Regions from separate parts of the Homo sapiens genome. Here region 2 is linked to region 1. A link is a contact called in ENCODE POLR2A ChIA-PET data. All regions are on one chromosome and are shown on one strand. Each heading gives the region's core, a stretch centred on a gene start or an enhancer-like site at or near the end of the contact. The rest is flanking DNA. Distances are from core to core; before and after follow the strand shown.

Region 1 (3,195 bases), core at 503-3,002:
GAGCAGGTTATTCAGTTTCCCTGTAGTTGTGTGGTTTTAAATGAGTTTCTTAATCACAAGCTCTAATTTGATTACGCTGTGGTCTGAGAGACTGTTTGTTATGATTTCAGTTCTTTTCCATTGCCAGGGAGTGTTTTACTTCAAATTCTGTGATCAAATTAGAGTAAGAGCCATGTGGTGCTGAGGAGAATGTATATGCTGTTGTTTTTGGGTAGAGAGTTCTGTAGATCTCTAACAGATCCACTTGATCCAGAGCTGAGTTCAAGTCCTGAATATCCTTGTTAATTTGCTGTCTCGATGATCTGTCTAATATTAACAGTGAAGCGTTAAAGTCTCCCACTATCATTGTGTGGGAGTCTAAGTCTCTTCGTAGATCGCTATGAACTTTTTTTATGAATCTGGGTGCTCCTGTGTTGGGTGCATACATGTATTCTGGATAGTTAGCTATTCTTATTAAATTGAACCGTTTACCATTATGTAATGTCCTTGTCTTTTTTTTTTTTTTTTTATCTTTGTTGGTTTAAACTCTGTTTTGTCAAAAACTAGGATTGCAACCCTTGCTTTTTTTCTGCATTCCGTTTGCTTGGTAAATTTTCCTCCCTTACTTTTTTCTGCTTTCTGTTTGCTTCGTAAATTTTCCTCCATCCCTTTATTTTGAGCCTGTGTGTCTTTGCACGTCAGATGGGTCTCTTGAATACAGCATACCTATGGGTCTTAACTCTATCCAGCTTGCTGTTCTGTGTCTTTTAATTGGGGCATTTAGCCCATTTACATTTAAGATTGTGTGAATTTGATCCTGTCATCATGATGCTAGCTGGTTATTTTGCAGACTTGCTGATGTAGTTGCTTCATAGTTTCATTGGTCTTTGTATTTCAGTGTGTTTTTGTAGTGGTTGGTAATGGGTTTTTCCTTCATGTTAGTGCTTCCTTCAGGAGCTCTTGCAAAGCAGGCCTGGTGGTGATGAATTACCTCAGCATTTGCTTGTCTGAAAAGGATTTTATTTCTCCTTCACTTATAAAGCTTAGTTTGGCAGGATATGAAATTCTGGGTTGGAAAATTCTTTTATTTAAAAATGTTGAATATTGGCCCCAATCTCTTCTGGCTTGTAGGGTTTCCACTGAGAGGTCCACTGTTAGTCTGATGGGCTTCCCTTTGAGGTGACCTGGCCTTTCTCTCTGGCTGCCCTTAACCTTTATTTTGACCTTGGAGAATCTGATGATTATGTGTCTTGGGGTTGATCTTCTCGTGGAGTATCTTACTGGGGTTATCTGGATTTCCTGAATTTGAATGTTGGCCTGCCTTGCTAGGGTGGGGAAGTTCTCCTGCAAGATATCCTGAAATATGTTTTCCAGCTTGGTTCCATTCTCCCGTCTCTTTCAGGTACCCTAATCATTTGTAAGTTCAGTCTTTTTACATAATCCCATAGTTCTCAGAGGTTTTGTTTGTTCCTTTTCATTCTTTTTTTCTCTCATCTTTTCTGACTGTCTTACTTTAGCAAGTTAGTCTTAAGCTCTGAAATTCTTTCCTCCGCTTGGTGTATTCAGCTATTGATACTGGTGGTTGCACTGTGAAGTTCTCATGTTGTATTTTTCAGCTCCATCAGGTCATTTATGTTCCTCTCTAAACTGGTTTTTCTGGTTAAGGGCTCCTGTAATGTTTTGTCATGGTTCTTATCTTCTTTGCATTGGGTTAGAACATGCTCCTTCAGCTCAGCGAAGTTTGTTCTTACTCACCTTCTAAAGGCCACTTCTGTCAGTTCATCCGTCTCAGCCTCAGCCTAGTTCTGAGCCCTTGCTGGAGAGGTGTTGCAATCATTTGTAGGAGAAGAAGCACTCTGGCTCTTTTGAGTTTTCAGCAATTTTTCATTGATTTTTTTCTCATCTTCATGAGTTTATCTAGCTTCGAGCTTCAAGGCTGCTGACCTTTGGATGGGGTTTGCGTGGGGACTTTTTTGTTGATGCTGTTTTTGTTTTTTCTTTCCGTTTGTTTGTTTTTCTTTTAACAGTCAGGCCAAAAAGCATATGAAAAGATGCTCACCGTCTTTTTTTTCAAGCGTATGAAAAGATGTTCACTAATCACCAGGGAATTGCAAATCAAAACCACAATGAGCTATCACCTTATGCCCATTGGAATAGCTACTATCAAAAAAACAAAAAGTGGGCTGGGTGCAGTGGCTCACGCCTGTAATCCCAGCACTTTGGGAGGCCGAGGCGGGCAGATTACCAGTTCGGCAGATTATGAGGTCAGCAGTTTGAGACCAGCCTGGCCAACATAGTGAAACCCTGTCTCTACTAAAACTACAAAAAAAAAAAAAATCAGGTGGGTGTGGTGGTGGGTGGCTGTAATCCCAGCTACTTGGGAGGCTGAGGCAGGAGAATCACTTGAACCCGGGAGGTGGAGGTTGCAGTGAGCTGAGACCGAGCCACTGCACTCCAGCCCAGGCAACAGTGCGACACTCTGTCTAAAAAAAAAAAAAAAAAAAAAAAAATTATCAAGTGTCAGTGAGGATGCGGAAAAACTGGAACTCTTGCAAACTGTTGGTAGGATTGTAAAATGGTGTACTGCTATGAAAAATGATATGGAGGCTCCTCAAAAAATTAAAAATAGAACTACCATATGATACTGCAATCCCACTTCTGAGTATATATCCTAAAGAATAAAAAACAGGATCTCAAAGAGATATCTGCATCCCCATGTTCATTATGACATTATCCACAATAGCCACGATGTGGAAGCAACCTAAATTTCTGTGGATGGATGAATGGATTTAAAAAACGTAGTATATACATACAATGAAATGTCATTCAGTCTTTTTTAAGAACCAGAAATCCTGTCATATACTATACCAACGATAACCCTGAAGACATCATGCTAAATGAAATAAGCCAATCACAAAAGGGGAAATATTGCATGATTCCACTTATAAGAAGTACCTAAAGTAATCAAATTCATAGAGACAGAAAGCAGAATGGTGGTTTCCAGGAGCTGAGGGGAGGGGAAATGGGGAGTTGTTGCTCAACGGGATGGAGTTTCAGCCATGGAAGAGAAAAAAGTCTGGGAGAACTCTCGTACAACAATGTACATATAGTTAGCAATATTGTGACGTACACTTAAAAGTTGTTAAGAGAGGGCTGGTGCAGTGGCTCACGCCTATAATCCCAACACTTTGGGAGGCCAAGGCGGCAGGATTGCTT
Region 2 (3,195 bases), core at 182-2,681, 6.2 Mb before region 1:
GCTGAAAGAGGGCTCTGGCTCAAGCCCTGACTAGTTGTCATAGAGGTCACGGAACTCCCTGTGCCTCAGTTTCCCTAGGTGTAAAGTGGCACCCACATGGCCCCCACCTCCGGGGGTCGTCCTGACGCGTGAGAGGGAGGATGCGCGGAGACCCTGGGCAGCCCCGCAGGGGCCGGGAGCGCGCTCATCGTTCTGTTGTCTGGACTACAAGATCGATGCCCAGGCAAGCTTCGCAGCTCCCCGGCTCGCAGGCGGCCCGGTCCCTCAGGATCTCCCCGCCAGCCCGGGATCCCCGAGGAGGGATCGCACGGCCAGCGCGCAGGGCACACCCGGAGTGGAGCGGAGCACGGCGCGGGGCACATAGTGGGTGCTGGGGGCGGCGGGGCCCGCGGGGGGCCAGGCCAAGGCGCGCCCGCTCTCCTCCTCCCTCGCATGCTCCGCGCAGGAACGCTCAGCCTGCCCACACGGTCTTAGGGTGCATCTGCTGCCAGTGACCCCCATTCCCACAACAAAAACGCTCGTCTGCCCGGGGCCACCTCCCTCGGAGCAACTGGGACGCGCGGCGGGAGGGGGGGGGGTCCCCTTCCCCAGGGCTGCAGTCCGAGAGGCTGGCTCTAGAGCCGTCCCTGGTAGGGGCAGGTGTGCAAAGACCCAGGGCCCGGGACAGCTGCCGCGGTCCCGCGGGGACCGGGACCGGAATGCGGTCGCGTAAGGGCCGCAGGGGACCCTAACGTGGCGCCCGCGGGGCGCGGGCGACGCCGCCTCAGCCGCGATTTAAAGGGCAGCGAGGGCGGAGGGATCCCAGCCGCCTACCGGCCGGCCGCGAATCCCTCCGCCACGAGGGGAGGCGACGGCTCGCTCTGAATCGCCCTTTGTCCCTCCGCCGTCGGGAGCGCCCGGCACAGAACTCGCTCCCCGCGCGTGCCCGCGTCCCGCACAGAGCCCCGTGGAAGCGCCGCGGCGGCTGGGCCTGGCGGGAGGCGCGCGCACACTGTGGCAGCTGCGCCGCACGGTGTCCCTCCGCCGTCGAGGCCGCGGCCTTCTTTTCGTATCCTTCCACCGTGCCCGGGCGGGGTCCAGGCGGCTCACCGGGGGCGGCGACGCGGCGGCGGTGCGGGCGGCAGGGCAGCGGGGCGATGAGGTGAGGACGCCCGGGAACCGGAGGCGGCACCGCGCGGCGCACGGACCTGGGACGCGGAGTCCTGAAGCCGGCGGACGGTTTTCGTACGGGCGGCCGTGCGCGAGGCGAGGTGAGGCCCCGGGTGGCGGGGCGCGGGGGCGGGCGCCGGGGGCGCAGCGAGCCGAGGCCGGGGGCGCGGGGGGCGCGACGGCGGCGGCGGCGGCCGGTTGGGGGCGGGGGGCTCGGACGCTGCGGGGACTCATTTTTCCCGTCAGCGGAGGGAGCGAGCGGTGCTGCGGCCCGCGCCGCCATCTTGGATTTTACTCTCCATTTTTCTCTGGAATTATTTTTGGTGATTAATTTTCTGGGGGGGACTGGGACGCGGGGCCCGGCGGCGCGGCCCCGCATCGCAGCGGCCGGGCAGCGGGGCCTGGGACGCGCCCCGAGGAGGAGCGGGGCGGCGCAGGCGGTGAGTCGGGGGAGGGGCGGGCGCCGGCGAGGGTGTGCGGGGGGCGGCCTCGGTGACGGGGCGGGCAGGGACGTGGGGGACCGCGGGCCCAGGCCGGTCGCAGGGCTCCGGGGCCAGGGCGGGTGGGGCCGGGGCCGGGCGCAAGCGGCCGGGCGCGGGGGGCGGGGCTGCGGCCGGGCCGGTGCGGGGCCGGCGCGGGGCCTGCAGTGGTGGCCGCGGCCGGAAGGGAGCGGTAGCGGCCGCCGGGCAGCGTCGGGGCCGGGCCCGCGGCCGCACGAGGGGAGCAGCCCCGCCGCTCGCGATTGGGGGACTCTGTTTTCCCTTTTCTCCAATGGGCAGCCGTGAACCGTCTCGCCCAATCTGCTCCCACTGCCGCGCTGAACTTTTTGTTTTTGTTTTGGCCCGAGCGCATTTCGGAGCCCTCCCGAGCTCGTCCTGCAGCCCACCCTCCTCCCCGACGGCGCCCCTGGCCGTGGCCCGGCGACCCCGCGGCCGCTGCGTCCCCTTTGTGCTTTATCCGCTCTCCCTGCGTCCCCTGGTGTGTGTCTGTCCTTCCACGTATTCGCGGATGATGTGCACCGTTGTCACCTCCGCCTTGGAAGGAGGAACAATGACAACTCGATGCAACTTGCTGGATTAAGATAGAAACAAGTTGGGTGCTGAGAAATTCAGTCTATTTGGGTTTATTGGACCCGGGTCTGGAACAGTAACTTAACGATTTATTAAGTGGTGGAACTTTCGGAATACTGGGGAGGTGAACATGTGTTCTTTGAAGTTAATTTTTAAGAATTTGCCAAATGAAATTTACCTGGAGTGGGGGGAGTTTTCCTTAGAATAGAGGGCAGGTGAATTAATTTGATTGATTGTGGTTCTTTGTGATGTGGACCTTTTTCGATTTAAACCAGTTTGATATAAAGTGTAGTTGAGGATGGCCATACAGGTCTGAACTTTGCTGTGTAGGATCTTTAGAGGAAGCAGTTGCCAGCTATAACTTTTTTCCTTTAGTCTTTAATATTGAGAACACGCCTATAATATTGATAATTAGTAGTAAAAAGAAGTATTTTCAAAAGAGGAGGAAACCATTTTTACCTGAAATAATTACAGATAATGTGTGCATGTTGAAATACATAAATTGCCGCTTGCTGTAAATACAGATTTATTGTGTATCTGAAGGTTTAGCAATTTGAACCAGAGGTGTGGCCCTGTCCCTCTTGGAGCGCCTTATATTCCCAGGTTAGAGTCCACAAACGCTCTAATCCCGGCTTGTGTGGGAACTCCAGCCCATTTTTCACTTTGTAATCTCTAAACATTCGACATTCTGGTCCCTCTCCCAAGCTCTGGCTCCAATAGCTTCCCATACCTGGTCCCTGTCGGCCGTGCCCTGCCCGGCATTCCTCCACCCCTTTTCTCCACCCCGTACACTCTTGTCCTTCAGAAAGGCCCCGTGAGAATGTTGCTTCCTGGTGAAACCTTCACACACACAGCCGTTGGGGTGGTTACTCGTGAGTTTTTGAGTCTCTTGTTATCTCGTCCGCCCACGGGCAGGTACAGAGTAGGTGCTCATAGACCCTTAATGAATGGGTTAATTTATTAATCTCCAAGTTGT

What was found. ChIA-PET counts read pairs that join two places held with the same protein, here RNA polymerase II (POLR2A).
Region 2: POLR2A ChIA-PET joins it to region 1 with 13 read pairs in RWPE1. The contact joins the promoter of KMT5B here to the enhancer-like site in region 1. POLR2A ChIA-PET finds 5 or more read pairs at or near these places in 2 of 52 experiments (CD8-positive, alpha-beta memory T cell and RWPE1).

What each region holds. Positions count from the first base shown.
Region 1 is chr11:61,984,673-61,987,867 of GRCh38, reverse strand. No RefSeq gene overlaps it. Among named protein-coding and RNA genes, the nearest start is that of FTH1, 19 kb to the right of the region's middle. Within about 2 kb of position 1,752, at least 4 of the 41 ENCODE cell types and tissues checked have a DNase peak (open chromatin) inside an H3K27ac peak, as active enhancers do.
Region 2 is chr11:68,211,532-68,214,726 of GRCh38, reverse strand. KMT5B (lysine methyltransferase 5B) reads left to right here and starts at 1,431. Exons shown (of 11, transcript NM_017635.5): 1 at 1,431-1,589. RefSeq lists silencers at 450-589, 700-1,139, 1,725-2,194 and an enhancer at 51-753.